Linked DNA regions of Homo sapiens: region 2 is linked to region 1. A link is a loop called in an ENCODE intact Hi-C map of the cell type or tissue named here. Cell type or tissue: Caco-2. All regions are shown on one strand. Each heading gives the region's core, and the rest is flanking DNA. Links, peaks and the distances in the headings are about the cores only.

What was found. A loop is a pair of places that touch in the nucleus more often than their neighbours do. Peaks named below come from ENCODE experiments on the same cell type or tissue, not always from the same donor. Only the 100,000 strongest peaks of a DNase experiment are listed, where the experiment ranks them.
Region 2: it touches region 1 in a loop (8-fold over the local background); 16 of 110 quality-filtered maps call a loop at or near these places.

Annotation. Positions count from the first base shown.
Region 1 is chr18:50,200,586-50,208,821 of GRCh38, forward strand. It overlaps the pseudogene RN7SL310P. Among named protein-coding and RNA genes, the nearest start is that of MYO5B, 9.6 kb to the left of the region's middle. In Caco-2, for the core only: no CTCF peak of the experiment used is centred there; a DNase peak (open chromatin) is centred at 3,526.
Region 2 is chr18:50,054,045-50,062,280 of GRCh38, forward strand. MYO5B (myosin VB) reads right to left here. Exons shown (of 40, transcript NM_001080467.3): 2 at 1,224-1,334. Among named protein-coding and RNA genes, the nearest start is that of MIR4320, 68 kb to the right of the region's middle. In Caco-2, for the core only: no CTCF peak of the experiment used is centred there; no DNase peak of the experiment used is centred there.

The DNA of each region.
Region 1 (8,236 bases), core at 2,263-4,762:
GTCCAATGGCCCTTGAGGGACCAAATTCTCCCAACAACTATGTGAGTAAGCTTGGAAGGAGATTCTTGTCCAAATGAGTGTGATTGTTAATACTGGGTGTCAACTTGATTGAAGGATATGAAGTATTTATCCTGGGTGTGTCTGTGAGGGTATTGCCAAAGGAGATTAACATTTGAGTCAGTGGGGTTGGGAAAGGCAGATCCACCCTCAATCCGGGTGAGCACAATCTAATTAGCTGCCAGCATGGCTAGAATAAAAAGCAGGCAGAAAAATGGGAAAAGAGAGACTGGCCTAGCCTCCCAGCCTACATCTTTCTCCCCTACTGGATGCTTCCTGCCCTCAAACATCGGACTCCAAGTTCTTCAGCTTTGGAACTCCAACTGGCTCTCTTTGCTCCTCAGCCTGCAGACGGCCTACTGTGGGAGCTGGTAATTGTGTGAGTTAATACTGAATAAACTCATATATATATTCCATTAGTTCTGTCCCTCTAGATAACCCTGAGTAATACAATGAGCTTTCAGATGAGACCTCATCCCCAGCTGACACTTTGATTGCAACCATGTGATCCACCCTGAAGCAAGGATCCCATAAAGCTGCATCTACCTTAAAGAAACTGTGATATAATTCTGTGACCCATGTAAACTGTGTGATAATAAATGTGTTGTTTAAAACCACTACGTTTGAGGATAATTTGCTATGTAGTGATAGATGACTAATATAATTATATACAAAAGTGTTCTGTGATCCTTGGCTTACTGATAAGAATTTCATTCTAGCAAATTCTCTCCTCATGATGGCAGGTTCATTCCCCAAATACCTACTAAAGTGGCCATCTTCAAATTGGGGTTTGTGGGGCCCTGTACACCAAGACTATTCATGTTGTTATTCCCATATTTTGTTTTAAAGGAATTGGTGTCCAGATCCTATACCTCCATATGTATTTCTTCCTAAACACTGATTTGAAAAAAATCAGGCCTGCAATTAGGCAAGGGTCATTCTCAGGTCTCAGTTCCCAGGTCCCTTTCTCTCCCTTTGCAAAAGACACATTCTCAGACCTCCTGAGTAGTAGGATGGTGGTTTGCCCAGGTAGCCAAAGCATGATGCCACACACAAGGACACTTAGAAATTTGGTGTTGAGAAAGCAAGTAACTAAAGAAGGGGCCACAAATTCTTTTGCAGCTCAAGTAGTTTCCACTTCTGTGCTATCAACAAAATTGAAGCAGGACTTAAGCCAGTGGTCAGCTGACAGATTATTAAAAACAATCTTTTGATGGATCACTATGTAATTTTTGGCAACTCAGAAGGAATTCAAAGAATTGAAGGACGCTGTTCCAACAAAACTTGCCTTCCTATCTATTTATTTATGCAAACAAGATTCCTCTCAGCACTTATAACAAAAATAGGAATAGATTTTTGAAGCTGTGCAGTAATACTATTTGTGATAATTCAAAATAATTTTAATACTTAGACCACTGGAAATTTTTAAAATATATTAATTTATATAGCTATTTTTGTTGTGGTTAATTATTATAGGGTGGTTATTAAAAGGACTTCTACCACAAAAAAATGTAGGATAAAATTCCGTGGAAAAAGTGGAATGGAGTTTCAGGCTTAAGGAACAAAAAATAATTGATTTAAATAACTTGTTTGTGTATTTTAAAAATGGGCAATGGAAGTTATCAAATTGCTAGGACAGTTAGAGTCCATTGGGTTCATTTAAAACAGTAATATAGTATTTTAAGTGACTAGATACAGCAAAATTACATCCTTTTCAACTATGGAAACTTAGAAAATATCCAAAATGTATGGAGACATACAGCTTTTAAAAAATTCATTTTGAGAATATAAGAGCAAGAAAGTCAGCTGGGCATGATGGCTCACACCTATAACCCTAACGCTTTGGGAGGCCAAGATGGAGGATCACTTGAGCCCAAGAGTTTCAGATCATCCTGAGCAACATAGGGAAACCCCATCTCTACACAAATATATTAGCCAGGTGTGGTGTCATGCATCTGTAGTCCCGGATACTTAGGAGGCAGAGATGGGAGGATTGCTTGAACCCAGAAGGTCAAGGCTGCAGTGAGCTGTGGTCATGCCGCTGCACTCCAACCTGGGCAACCAGAGCAAGACCCTGGCAGAAAAAAAAAAAAAAAAAAAAGCAAGAAAGTCTAAAGCCCCTGGGGTGGAGGACAGCCACTTCCACAGCTCCTCACATTAGGACTTTCTTAGGAATTCAGGATTTAAATTGGTGTTAACCATCTTGATGCTGTGAAACGCTTTCAGCCTGCCAGTTTAGTCTATGCTCATCTCCAAGTCTCTCTTGAGACAATACAGACTTATTTTTTCACCTGTTTCAAGTTAGCACCCAGCCTCTGCAGCTTCAGCAGTAACTTCTGTTACTCTTTGTACGGGGAGGCCCTGGCACAGTCCCCGACCCCCTGACCCAGACTTCCGCTCCAACATTCTTCCATGGTGGAGCTCTAACATGTGAGGATGAGTGGAGGTTATTGGAGTTGTTTAGTTTAGGAAAAAAAGACTCTGAGGTCTGAGGAATGGTGAGGACTGGGGACCCCCAACAAGAGAGATAGGGACATCGTGTTCTTAAATACTTAAAAATCAGTTTTGTGAAAGAGAGATTAAGCTGATTAATAGAGGCCAGGCCCACAGGGAGGAAGTTTCAGGGTAATAAATCCTGGACAACCATGAAGCATAAGTACAACATTCAAATAAGAAAAACCATCAAGAGAGGACCAGGCATCTCATGAAGAATTGAGCGTGCTGTCCCTGGAAGAATGCAAGCAGAGGCTGGATTATCACTGTCAAGGATGCTATTTTGCCACCGGGTGGAGGGTGGGCTGTACCCCTGCTTGGAATCACTGGTGGTTCCCTGGTGGCTGCCCTCCTTACACCTGGCTTATGGTGCCCAAGAAAGCTTAGAGCTGTTGTCACAAATGCTGGATTGATAGCCTTGAGGGAGGAAACCCGCATCTTAAAGCTTGCTCCCTAGGAAGGTTTGATATCAGTTTCTTACAACTCAGTACGACTGTAAGTCATGTGCTTCCTTTGGGGGGTGTTTCACATAAACCTCGCCTTTAATCCGAAATGGAATGAGCGGCTTTGCTTCCTAGGAGGCATCCTGACTGCTGAAAAGGGGTGGTGGGGCTAGCTTCTTCTCTTTGAAGAAGAGGGAGGCATAACAGTGTGGTTTATGCTTTCGCAGAACCTCCAAAATTCCTGCCCCTAGAGGCTGTTCCCAGGGCTCACGGGCTGTATATAAATAACTGTAATGACACCTCCCCGCCAACCCCAGAATGAAATGACGAGTCTATTGGAGCTTGGATGGAGAGGAGGGAGGAGAAAAATGAGGTGACATGGATCAGAGGAAATGTGATACCACCGTCGGCGAACGCACAGTCTCCTCCACACCCCACTGAAGTGTTCTGAGCCTCCAGTCCTCCAACAGACACTTGCCCCTCACCACAATCGGCTCTCACCTAAGCAGCTGCCGGTCCCTTTCCGGAAGATCGCAGAGGCCGCGGGAATGTTTTATCCCCAGCGTCTCACGCCCTCTTCTGGACACTTTTCCCAACAGCTAGTTCTGTTTCTGCGTTTTCTCATTTTTCAATCCCTCTCACTTCACCTGAGAGGAAGTCTCCCCTAGAATCAGGTTGAAACATGGTCCCCACAGCAAGGCTTTGGTTTAATGGTTCCATTTTGATTTATTACCAGGTGATGTGGGGTGAAGGGTAAACTTTCTGAGCCAGGCAGGTGGGGAGAGATTGTGAAATTCTCTGCTACTCAAGCGGGTCTCGGGAGCCCCTATCATCTTCCTATTCCCAGAAATGCCCAGGCCAAGAGCTGCCGCACCGCCAACCACGGGGGTGACTTTGGGCGGTCCCGCTTCCTCTCTGAGCCTCTGATTTCTCATTAGTAAAATGAGAGGATTGGCTCTTCCATCTACCACTTTCAAAGATCAGGGAACTAGGGAAGATTTTCTGTTATATACTCTGAAATACTACAGTCCCACTCAGTTAATTTGAGCTTAAATTCTAGGGGTGGCCAGGTGACAGGCTGTGAAGAATCTCCATTCCAGGGCAGTCAGCGGGCACATCCCAAAAGGCCACACTCTAGATGTAGCCACCACACATCCTTCTGCTATCACATTTCAATCAATCACCATGTCTAGGCTAACTAACAGACTGAATGTCAAATGAGTTTTTATTGGTGACTTGTGAAATTGCAGGATGCATGTTAGAAGTTGGATCTCTTTGGTTAAATGATGGGTATTCAAGATTTAGGGGTAGGCTAGAGACACTCCTCACTCTTGCCAGAACACGCCAGAGCAAGAATCTGGAGTGCCCTATAACCTGCACCGTGAGGGAGGGTGCCCAAGGCTGGATCCTAATTTGGCCTGGTGTCCAGCCGATGGTGGAAGAGGACATCTGGTTGTAAAAAGCTGACTAGAAGCACGAACTCCTGCCTCTGAATGCTGCAATGAATGAACCTTGTATACAGGCAGCCTCAAGTAACCCTGCCTTACAGGTGTGATCAGAACCCCTAAAAGGCAAGAGTGCTGAAACCTCATCAAGCTTACCAAGCCAGTTCTGGACCAGCTTGCCGCTGAAAGCTTGTCTAATAAGTGGCAGCACGTGGGCTGAATGAACTGCTTTCTCTATCACCTGTAGCCACCACAACCTTCTTGGGCAACTAATTGTTATCTACCAAAAAGAATCTAAATGTGGCATAGAATCCTAAGTCATTTTCTAACTCTGAGTCTTATATATTTCTGATTCCTTTAAACAAAAATTCATCTAAACATCATTTGTTAAACACCCACTATGTTTCAGACACTCCCTGAGATTACAGAGATTTACAGAAGAATAAAATGTCTTTTGGGGGCCCAGCCCAAACATACAGCTGCCTACTTGCCTTTTCCACATATGTGTCTAAGGGTATCTCTGACTTATATTACCAAAATGAAAATCTTAATTTTCACCCCACATGCATGTTCTTCCCCAAATCTTAACCATATTGATACATAGCATCACCACTTACCATCAAGCCGAAATCCTAGGCTAGGCATCATCCTTGATTCCTCTATTTCCCTCAATTCTGTTTTTCTTTTTTTTTTTTTTCTTTTGAGATGGAGTCTCACTCTGTCACCCAGCCTGGAGTGCAATGGTGTGATCTCGGCTCACTGCAACCTCCGCCTCCAAGGTTCAAGCCATTCTCCTGCCTCAGCCTCCTGAGTAGCCGGGACTACAGGCACGCGCCACCACGCCCAGCTAATTTTTGTATTTTTAGTAGAGACGGGGTGTCACCATATTGGCCAGGCTGGTCTCGAACTCCTGACCTCAGGTGATCTGCCCGCCTCGGCCTCCCAAAGTGCTGTGATTACAGGTACGAGCCACCGAGCCTGGCCTATTTTTTTTTTTAAATTTTTTTAAGAAATAGAGATGGGGTTTTACCATGTTGCCCAGGCTGGTCTCAAACTCCTGGACTCAAGCGATCCGCCATCTCGGCCTCCCAGACTGCTGGGATTACAGGTGTGAGCCACCGCGCCCAGCCCATTTTCCTCAATTCTCAATTCTAATCCATCAGCAAAGCCTAATAGTTCAATCTCCAAGGCACATCCCAAATCAGGCACCTTTTCCATCTCCAGTGGTGCCACCCTCCACCAGCCCCAGCCATTTCCTGCTGGGCTACTGCAAAAACCACCTGCTTGGTCTCTCCACTTCCATTTATTTGACCTCATCTCTTCCTGCCCTTCTCCTTTCTTACTTTGAGCTCCCGACCTCAATCCCTTCTTTCTGTTCCTCAAACATGCTGTGCTTATTCTCACCTCAGGCTATTTGAAGCTACTGGCTCCTTCCCTGGAAGGCTCTACCCCTGACATTCACCTCAGGCCCAAAATTTAAATAAGCACCAAGAAAACTTAGTACTCAAGACATTAGGACAATAATTTAATGCAATAGCAAAAAAAAAAAAAAAAAAAAAAGGTCCATGACGAAAAAAAACACAAATTTAAATAAAGACAGGATTCAGGAGTGCCATGCTAAGCCATATAGAATCCAAAGGCCAGAGGTAAAAATGTGTGCCCCTATATACATTTTTTTTTGAGCTGGAGTCTCACTCCGTTGCCCAGGCTGGAGTGCAATGGCGCAATCTCGGCTCACTGCAACCGCCTCCCAGGTTCAAGCTATTCTCATGTCTCAGCCGCCCAAGTAGCTGGAATTACAGGCGCCCACCACCGCGCCCAGCTAATTTTTGTATTTTTAGTAGAGACAGGGTTTCGCCACATTGGTCAGATTGGTCTCAAACTCCTGACCTCAGGTGATCCACCCACCTCAGCCTCCCAAACTGCTGGGTTTACAGGCATGAGCCACCGCACTCAGCCTTGTATTTCTTTTTAAGAGGCAGGGTCTCACTATGTTGCCCAGCCTGGAGTACGGTGGCTGTTCACAGCCTCGATCAGGAATTTTGACCTGCTCAGTTTCTGACCTGGGCTGGTTCACCCCTCCTTAGGCAACCTGGTGATCCCAGCTCCTGGGAGTTCACTATGTTGATGCCAAACTTAGTGCAGACACCCGGTCAGCATAACACACTACAGCCCAGAACTCCTGAACCCAAGCAATCCTCTTGCTTTAGCCTCTGGAGTAGCTGGGACTATAAACATGTGCCACCATGCCCAACTGTATATATATATGTGTGTGTGTGTGTGTGTGTGTGTGTGTGTGTGTGTGTGTGTGTGTATAGAGAGAGAGAGAGAGAGATGGAGTTTCGCTCTTGTTGCCCAGGCTGCAGTGCAATGGCGCGATCTCGGCTCACTGCAACCTCCGCATCCCGGGTTCAAGCAATTCTCCTGCCTCAGTCTCCCGAGTAGCTGGGATTGCAGGCATGCGCCACCACGCCTGGCTAATTTTTGTATTTTTAGTAGAGACAGGGTTTCTCCATGTTGGTCAGGCTAGTCTCAAACTCCCGACCTCAGGTGATCCGCCTGCCTCGGCCTCCCAATGTGCTGGGATTACAGGCGTGAGCCACCACGCCCAGCCCCAGCTGTATATTTTTAAAGGTTAACTTTTCCCAGGATCTTAAAGGAGTTAAAAAATATTGAAAAATTTTAAAGTGGGTTGTTAAAATGCACATTATGTTAAGCTTAAATATTTTATTATACTTGTGTTAAGGGATCTCCAGGACTCCAGGTTTGAGGATTTGCTAGAAGGACTCACAGAATTCAAAAAAGCTGTTATAGTCATGGTTTTGGCTTATTACAATGAAAGGATGCAGATTACAATCAGCAAAGGAAAAAAAGTGCACAGGGCAGAGTCCAGAAGAGACGAGACATAAGCTTCCATTGTCCTTAACAAGGAGAATTGTAGGGAGAGCACCCAGCAATGATGTGTGACAACATGGAGGAAGTATTGCCAAGCAGGGAAGCTCACCCAAACTTGCAAGGTTTTCACTGGGGGCCAGTCTTCATTTCTCCCACCTCCAGAGGTGAAATGAATACAGCATGGCCCAGGTTCCCAGGTGAACAACAACAGGTTTCAACAAAAATTACATCGTTAGTATAAATCCGGGATAGGCCAGGTGCAGTAGCTCATGCCTGTAATCCCAGTGCTCTGAGGGGCTGAGGCAGGAGGACTGCTTGAGGCTGGGAGTTCGAGACCAGCCTGGGCACAGAACAAGATCCTGCCTATACAAAAAATTTTTTAAATTAGCTGGGTGTAGTGGCATGTTCCCATAGTCTTAACTACTCAGGAATCTGAGGCAAGAGGATGGCTTCAGCCCAGGAATTCGAGGCTGCAGTGAACTATGATCGTGTCACTGCACTCCAGCCTGGGCAACGGAGTGAGACTCCATCTCTAAAATAAAAAATAAGAAGCTATCTAGGGTAGTCCAAGTCTCTAGGAAGACAAAGACACTCATATCAGGCAGAATTCCAAGAACTCACAGGTTATATCTCCCGGGAGCCTCAAGGGTCCATCCTTTCTTTGGAATGTGCAGGGTTGGACACCTCAAGCCTGCTGAATTAATCTTTAACTGCATAATAACAAAACCAGAAGTTAGTATAACTTCACTGGCTTTAATGAAGCAAGCTCATCAATAATATTTTCTGGATCAATCAATAATATCTACTTCTGGAAAAAGTTAACCACTGAAGAAATACATTAAGGCATGTCTATACAGACACACATTTTTCTTTTGGCCTCTGATTCCAACATGGTTGAGCATA
Region 2 (8,236 bases), core at 1,943-4,442, 150 kb before region 1:
ATCCTCAGTCTGAAGCCACCCAACAGTCCTCTTCCCCGACAGCTCCCAGATGCACTGGCCTCCTTCCCTTTCCTGGAACACAAGAAGGTCTCAGGGCTTTGGCACACACAGTTCCTGCCTGGGACACCCTACTCTTGGTCACCGCACCCTGAATCTTCCATGGCCAGCTCCTTCCCAAAACCCCCTCTCCTCAAGAGGAGTCCCAGCTACTCCAGGGGCTGAGGCAGGAAGAGGATCACTTGAACCCAGGAGTTTCAGGCCCACCTGGGCAACACAGCAAGATCTCATCTCTTTAAAAATAAAAAGAGTGGGTTCCTTTTCTCTCCTATACCTCATGCACTCACTTCCATGCCTACTGCCATTTATCATAATACTTTGTCTCCCTTTTGTGTTCATGTTCACTGCCCCCCTTTAGCACTGAGCTATCTGAAACAGCAGGGCCACAACCGTTTACCCATCTGCCCCCTGGGACCTGGCACAGCATATAGGGTGAGCATCCATTATTTGTGAAATGCACCAGTTGCAGAGGCAGTGGTCACAAAAGGCTCATGAGAAGGTAAACTAAATCAGACATATTAGGAGGAATAGAATTTCATAGTTACTACCTTGTCTTCCACTTGAAAGAAACAGCCTGAAGGTCAAAAAATAAAAAATGCTCACTACAGCAGCTAACACATAGGGAGCACTTATGTGCCAGGCACTGTTTTAAGTACTTGCCACATATTAACCCATCTTATTCTCAAAACAGCCCTAGATAAACTAGCACTCCCATTTTATAGATGAAGTAACAAGCACAGAAAGATTGTGAACTGATATAAGGTCACAAAACTAGTGATGGCTGAGCCAGGATCCCAACCCAGGCAGGCTGGCTCCAACCACTGTGCCCTGCAGGGACCCTTGTAGCAGCTCCTCTCCCTCACTTCCCAGTGAGGTCTCAACCTCCTGTTCCCTCCACTCCACTGAAGATTCCTGCCTTGATCACCAATGATCTCTCAGCTGCTAACCCCAATAAACACTTATTTTTTGTGTGACATCCATAGAGCAGCTTCCTGGCTTAGCACTTTCACATACATCAATAGCAACAAGAAAGAATCCAAGGGCTCAAGAGCTCCAATGTCCAGGGAAAACTCCAGCCCACAATGTACTATCTACTCCTGTTCCTTGCACACCTGAGCTCCCTGCCCCACCTCACCCCCGCCCCCCTGCCCCGGACTCACTCTTACCGTTTCATCCTCCAGTCTGAGCTGTAGGCTCTTGTCTCCTTCTTTGTAGTCCTTGGTTAACTCAGCTGAGCGCCATACCTCATCAGGGTCAGGGATCCAGACCCTTGTGCACTGAAAGATTAAAACAGAAGAAACTTAGATACAGAACAAAGCTCTCAGATTTCTAAATGTGTGTCACTACCTAGAAAGTGCCCATCAGGAGAACTTCTAAAGCTATCTGCACACATCTCCCCACCTTCTCATTTCAGGACACAACGTGATCCGATATCATGATAACAGGGGAACAACTCACAGGACTGGTAGCAGAGGGCACCTTTTAGATGTTAAAAGAACGTTGCAGATCAATGAAATTAAAATTCTACCCAAGAGACTGTTGAGCCTGCATTTGTTTATATACACTAGATATTGCACCATTATCTCAAAGGGTGTTACAAAATAGCAATGTCAGAGGGAGTTATTTAGCAGGCTACAAACAAAACAACACAGGGAAAAGCCAAGACAGTATAGCAAATGTTCAAAGCTTGGGAATCTCTGCTGATATTCTGCATTCAGAGAAAAAGTCATTTTCCTGCAGAAGTGAAAGAAAGTGGTCGGCAAATGGAAAGTGTATTTAAGTATCCTCAAGTTGTCAGCCACTTGAATTTATCTGTCCACTCTTTTTCTTTTTTCGGATGGGGTCTCACTCTGTTACCCAGGCTAGCATGCAGTGGTGTGATCACAGGTCACTGCAGCCTCCAACTCCTGTGATCCTCCCGTCTCAGCCTCCCAAAGTGTTGGGATGACAGACAGGAACCACTATGCCAGGCCTATTTGTCCATTCTTTAAGCCATAAACCCAAAACTTTCACTCACCTTCACCAAGTAGCTATCCTGATTTGCAGACAAAGTCACTGAATGGGGCCAAGTTCTGGCAGGAAAGAACACAGCCCTTGGTAAAGTAGTGATACAGGATTAACTGTCTGACTTGCCCAGCACATTCTCAACATAACTAGGAGGTTCCCAGCCCTACTTGCAGTCAGAATCACCTGGGGAGCCTGGAAAATATCAATTCTTGGCTGTACCTCAGACCAACTCAGTCAGGATCTGAGGTGACATAAAAGCTCCCAGAGACACTAATGAGTGCTGAATGGCAGCATCTGGATCTCCTGGGATCCTACTGCACAGCTGTCAGAACAATTTCTGCATTTTCATCTCATAGGTAGGCAACTTCCACAGGGCCTATTTTCTGTAGAAGCCGTCAGTACACACACATACATCTGGCTTCTTTGGCCATAGAATATTATCAGGAAACCTGAAACAACTGGTTCTTTTGACCAAAAGCTCAACCAGAACATGTGCTTGGGTCAGTATCATCCACTTCACTCCTGGAGTGACAGCTGAGCACAGACCCTGGGCCAGTCTGTCACCTGTGCACATGCGGCCAGCTGGCTTTACTTTGGTCCTGACTTTTTTTTTCAAAGCAGTGTTTTCCTCCAGGTAATCAGAGGCTTTTTTTTTTTTTTAAAGCAAGATCCTGACTCCTCCTACACTTGTCTCTAATATACTATGGAACAGTGAAAGTTGTAAGGCAACAGAATCAGAATACCAGTCAATGAGAAAGCAAACATCAACCACTTTGCATCCTTGACATCCCAACTCAGGGTACAAGCCAAAGTCATCTGTTTCATTACTAAGAAACAAATTCACAGAATCTTAACCTTCTCCCTGCTTCTTAAGCCTGCTGCCTTATGGCAAGATATTATCATATCTTTATAGTAAAATAATATAGAGCTTTAAAATAACAAAGAGCTTTATTGCATCTGAGAGCTCCAGAGTAAAATATAAGGAATGTTCTGAGGTACCTCCAGAGAAAACCTTCTGAGCATTTGCTGATCTTAACTGTCAACATTTCTTCTACCCCCAGGTGTCCTCACTTTCTCCACTATGGCTTAAGTCCACCATCCATCCAGCTGTGATGACCTTTAAAGCTGCTGTCCCTAAGCTTCAGGTGAGTGTCTGTCCTTCAGCCTCACCACAGCTCTCTTGTCACTGAGTTCCACTCCTGGGACTCCCCCTTCAGCCAGCATACCCAAGAAATTTTTACCTAAAGCAAAGTCTCCACTCCATGTAAATCATGCCAGGAATGGCTCAAGATAACAGAATGAGGAATAACCAGAAAGGAACAGGAAAATCCCAACAGGAACCGAACGGAGGTGATGTTGTGTAGATCCTGGAAGCCAGGGAGCCTAGTCCCAGCTCAGCCAAGGACTCTGCTGGCCATCACCCTGTGGCCCATATGCCACTCGTGGGGTGGTTAGTTGCATCCAGCACTGAAGAATCTCGTTGCCTGGCTTGATCTCAACTTTTATTCTAGGGGAGTTCATGTACCTTTCTAGTTATATAAATCTCTCCTCTCTAAAGAGACTGAGAGCACCTGGTAGGCATACAATTGGCTTCTCATATTGTCCCATACCCACAAAACCTATCACAACATAAGGGGCACAGTGGGACCCCAATGGTACTTTAGCTCCTTGCTCCTCCAGGTGAGGACCTCAGCATCGTCATCACCTAGGAGCAGGTTAGAAGCATAGAATTTCAGCTTCCCCCAGACTCACCACATCAGAATCCTCATACTAACTACTTACTCTTCCATTCCTGCAACATCATCTCACTCTCCCCTGCCTTTGAGAATATGTCAGCAAACTGCAGCTATGGGACAAATCTAGCACACTGCCTGTGTTGCCTGTTTTTCTATAGCCCATGAGTTAAGAATGGTTGAAAAAAGCTCAGAAGAAGGATATTCACATAACATGAAAAAAATCACATGAAAGTCAAATACTGATGTCCATAAATCAAGTTTCCTAGGAACACAGCCATATTCATTCATTCATTGATGTATTATCTATTTAATACTTTCACATTTTAATGCTAGAATTGAAGGCCAGGTGCAGTGGCTCATGCCTATCATTCCAGCACTTTGGGAGCCGAGGCAGGTAGATCATTTGAGGATAGGAGTTTGAGACTGGCCTGGGCAATATAGCAAGACCCTGTCTCTACAAAACTTAAAAAAGAAAATTAGCCAGATGTGGTGGTACATGCTTGTAGTCCTAGCTATTCAGGAGGCTGAGGCATGAGGGTCCCTGGAGCCCAGAAGCTCAAGGTTACAGTGAGCTACAATTGTGCCACTGCACTCCAGCCTGGACAACAAAATGAGACTCTGTCTCAAAAAACAAAAAGTAATGACAGAGACCCTATGGTTCAAAGCCATTTTAAAAACACAGTAGGCCGGGCACAGTGGCTCACACCTGTAATCCCAGCACTTTGGGAGGCCGAGGTAGGTGGATCATTTGAGGTCAGGAGTTCGAAACCAGCCTGGCCAACATGGTAAAACCCTGTCTCTACTAAAATTACAAAAATTAGCCGGGCGTGGTGGCGGGTGCCTGTAATCCCAGCTACCTGGGAGGCTGAGGCAGAAGAATCGCTTGAGTCCGGGAGGCGGAGGTTGCAGTGAGCAGAGATTGTACCACTGCACTCCAGCCTGGGTGACAAAGCAAGACTCTGTCTCGGAGAAAAAAAAACACATAGTAAAATGTTTACTATCTGATCCTTTACAGGAAAGCATGCCAACCTCTGTCCTTGTACTTACTATTTCCTCAGGCCACAGTGCCCTACCTTACTCGTCCATGTGGGCAGGGTCCAACTTCCAGCACCATCTCCTCACTGATCACTTCCTTCCCTGTTCCCTATAGAGTTAGCCCTACCCAACCATAAGCTGCCACTATAAATTCTTCTATGATTATCTTTCCTTCTGGTTTTGCAGTCATTTCTTTCACATCAGTTTCACCTCATTACAGCAAGATCTTCCAAATATACTGTTGGGCATCTTTGTATCCCTAGGATCTAGCACATCCTGGCACGGAACAGATGCTCACTAAATGTTCATGCTGAGTATAGGAATCAGTGAACAGAGAATGTGCATTCATGGGGCACCTGGTTTATACCTAAAACACATTGTGATAAGTACCATGTAACAAAGTATGAACATGGAGATGTAGCTCCTGAACCTAAGGGATGTATATTTAGTTGGGTCGATAACTCACATAAAAATATGCCCTAATGGGGTGATGTGACCAACTCCTAAGGAGAGTAACATCTATCCAGTGGAGAGAAGGAAGACAGGGAGAGAGGGGAAAACAAGTTAATGCCGACTTTGGAAGAGAGAAAGTTGGTAGCCAAATTCTTCCATGATGTTGAAAAGGATTTTGTATATGCAGATCTGATCAAGCAAGCTTTAGATGCAAATCTAGTAAATATTGGGCACAAGATATGTGTCCAGTCAATCTCCACAATAAAGACACGTGGAACACATTGAGATTATAGCAGTTCATTGTTAAATCAGAATGAAGTGAACCCCCTGTTCTGTGCAGGATGGTTCACAGCTGCCAGCTGCCACCTCCCCGCTCTGCCTCCTCACTTTTATCTTACTTTATGGATTCTCAGTTTAAAGTGTCTATAAATTACTGAGCAGGGCTGTTTACCCAATGTCATCCATACTGCATATAATGAGAAATTTATAGATCTTCCAAGGGTAATTTTAACCATAATCAAATTTTGCCTCATATGCTGGCTTTGCGAGATGCATTGCTTCTGTAATCAAGTACAAAGCAGTATATGATGAGTATAAAATATATGGCCAAGAAACAGACACATGAACTAAGAAGGGAGAGACAAGACCACAGTAGCTGGGAACGACTTGAGGAAGGCAGACATGACCTGAGGTTTGGAGACAGAAAGGATTCGGAGGGGAAGGGTTTCTTTTTGGAGCGATGAAAGTGTTTTGGTAACCAGACAGAGATGGTGGTTGCAAACACTGAATGTACTAAAAGCCAAATTGTTCACTTTAAAATGGTTAGTTTTATATTATGTAAATTTTTTCTCAGTTTAAACACACACACACTGTTCTGGTTGTAGAGATTGCAAACAGTATCTTGTACATGCTCTCTCCTGGCATCGGTTCACATTACTAGTCTATGAAAAAGCAGTAAAATATTTTCACAGAAGGCCATTATTTTATGAGCCAGCCAAACTCTCTAGAACCAAAGATCTGTGTTGCCTCTTAATTTTTTCTCACCTTCAAGGAATGTCTTCAAACAAATCTGACCACTACCAGATTTACTATAAGCCAACAGACTATAAGACAGACAAACTCACTCATACAACCCAATTACCATACCACTCAATTTGTCACTATCCTATTTTAACAACACTTAATTCCTTCATATCAAAGTAAATAAAATAGCAAGTCTGACCCAATTATCAAAGAAAAGCTTGTGATTTTTGGAAAGTTCTTTTGAAAAGAGCCCCACATATTTCCTAGAGAAGGCAGATGCCTACATCAAATGTAAATGCATTAGTACCAAGCTATTCTCCAACAACCTGTTCCTTTATTCCACTGCAGGGCCAGCTCCAGCAGCTGTTCTCCTACATACACAGCTGGAGGGGGTGGCCAACTATGACAAGAGCCTGAATCCTGACTACATATTAGAACCACCTAGGGAGCTTTCACAAATTCCCATTGCCAGGCAACACCCCATCCTACTTTTATCAACCTCTAGGGGTGGGAACCAGGTAGTGTTTTCTGAAGCTCCCCAGATGAATTCAATATGCAAGCAAGTTTGAAAATGTAATTCCATGTGGCTGACTGGGTAACAGATTTGAAGGGTATCACAGACCTTCATGTGCTGCAGGCCTCTCCCTACCAGTGTGTGGTTAAACATTAAACTCCAGCCTGCAGATTATTTCCCCAGAGCTAAAGAACTCTTTCCCAAAGAGCCCCAGCTAAAATGTAAATACAATGTCCAGAAGAGCACAGCATTTATCCATATATATGAATTATCAGGCTGTAGCACTGTGGTCAAGTGTGCGGGCTCTAGAGTCAAACAGCTTCGGAGAGGAATTCTAACCACCATTTATTAGCTTGTGTAAGTTGATGAATGGGTCTGAGCCCCAGTTTCCTTAGCTGAACAACAGGTAAAAGTTCTACCTACCTCGTGAAGTGTTCTAAGAATTAAATGAGAGCCCACTATCACAGCACATAAGTATTAGGCAATGATGATGATGATGGTGATATTACTATACAGTTTTGTCGAGAAATCCTGATGGGATTTTGGATAGAATTAGAAAATGAGAAAAGGAAAATAAGAAACCTAAGGTGGTCCATGTTACTGGGATCCTTTAGATGTCCTGTAGGTCATAATACATAGGTAGCCACATCTTACCTTAAAAATCAATACCTACTTCTAGCCTACTTCTACTCCAAAAACCTGAGAGAATTGATTCTCAGTGCTGGCTGGCATACAAGAATTATCTGCAGATCTTCAGATCTTTAAAAAACAAAACCACTAACACCCATATCCCACACTTGAATAGTTAAATCTTTGGGGGTAGGGCCCAAACACTGTATTTTTAAAAAACTTCCCAAGTGATGAATGCACTGTCAGAATTAAAACTCCTATCTCAGAGTGAACCTCAGGAGCCAAGGTGGACCTTCAGGGAGAAGAGAACAGGGACATTTGAAACCTGCACTCCCTGGAATTAATAATAATGCTACTTCCATCCCCTCCTACTAACATAAGTAATCTTAAGTATTTGAGTCATTTCAACTTAGTTTCAAAACTGAATTAGGTTGAGCAGGGTTATCAATCCTCTTTTATACAGGAGAAACCTGAGGGTTAAAAGTACTGAACAATTTGCCCAAGTTGCCAAGAGCTTAGTCAAAAGCAGGCCTGGAGAAAAGATCTCAGTCTCTAAGTCCTCCACTGTCTACCCCACTCCTGGAGAAATATTGATTTGTTTACAGCAGCCCAGAGTCCTGCTGAGTATGTATTTTATACAGGTAAAGTGCTTTGTAATTACACATGAAAAAAAAAAATGTACAAATGCCAATTAACAACGATACGCCAAGTTAAGCCACAGGTAGTTTCAGCATTAAGCATCAGACAGGCTGATGTTTCAGTTGCAACAACGCCTTGACCG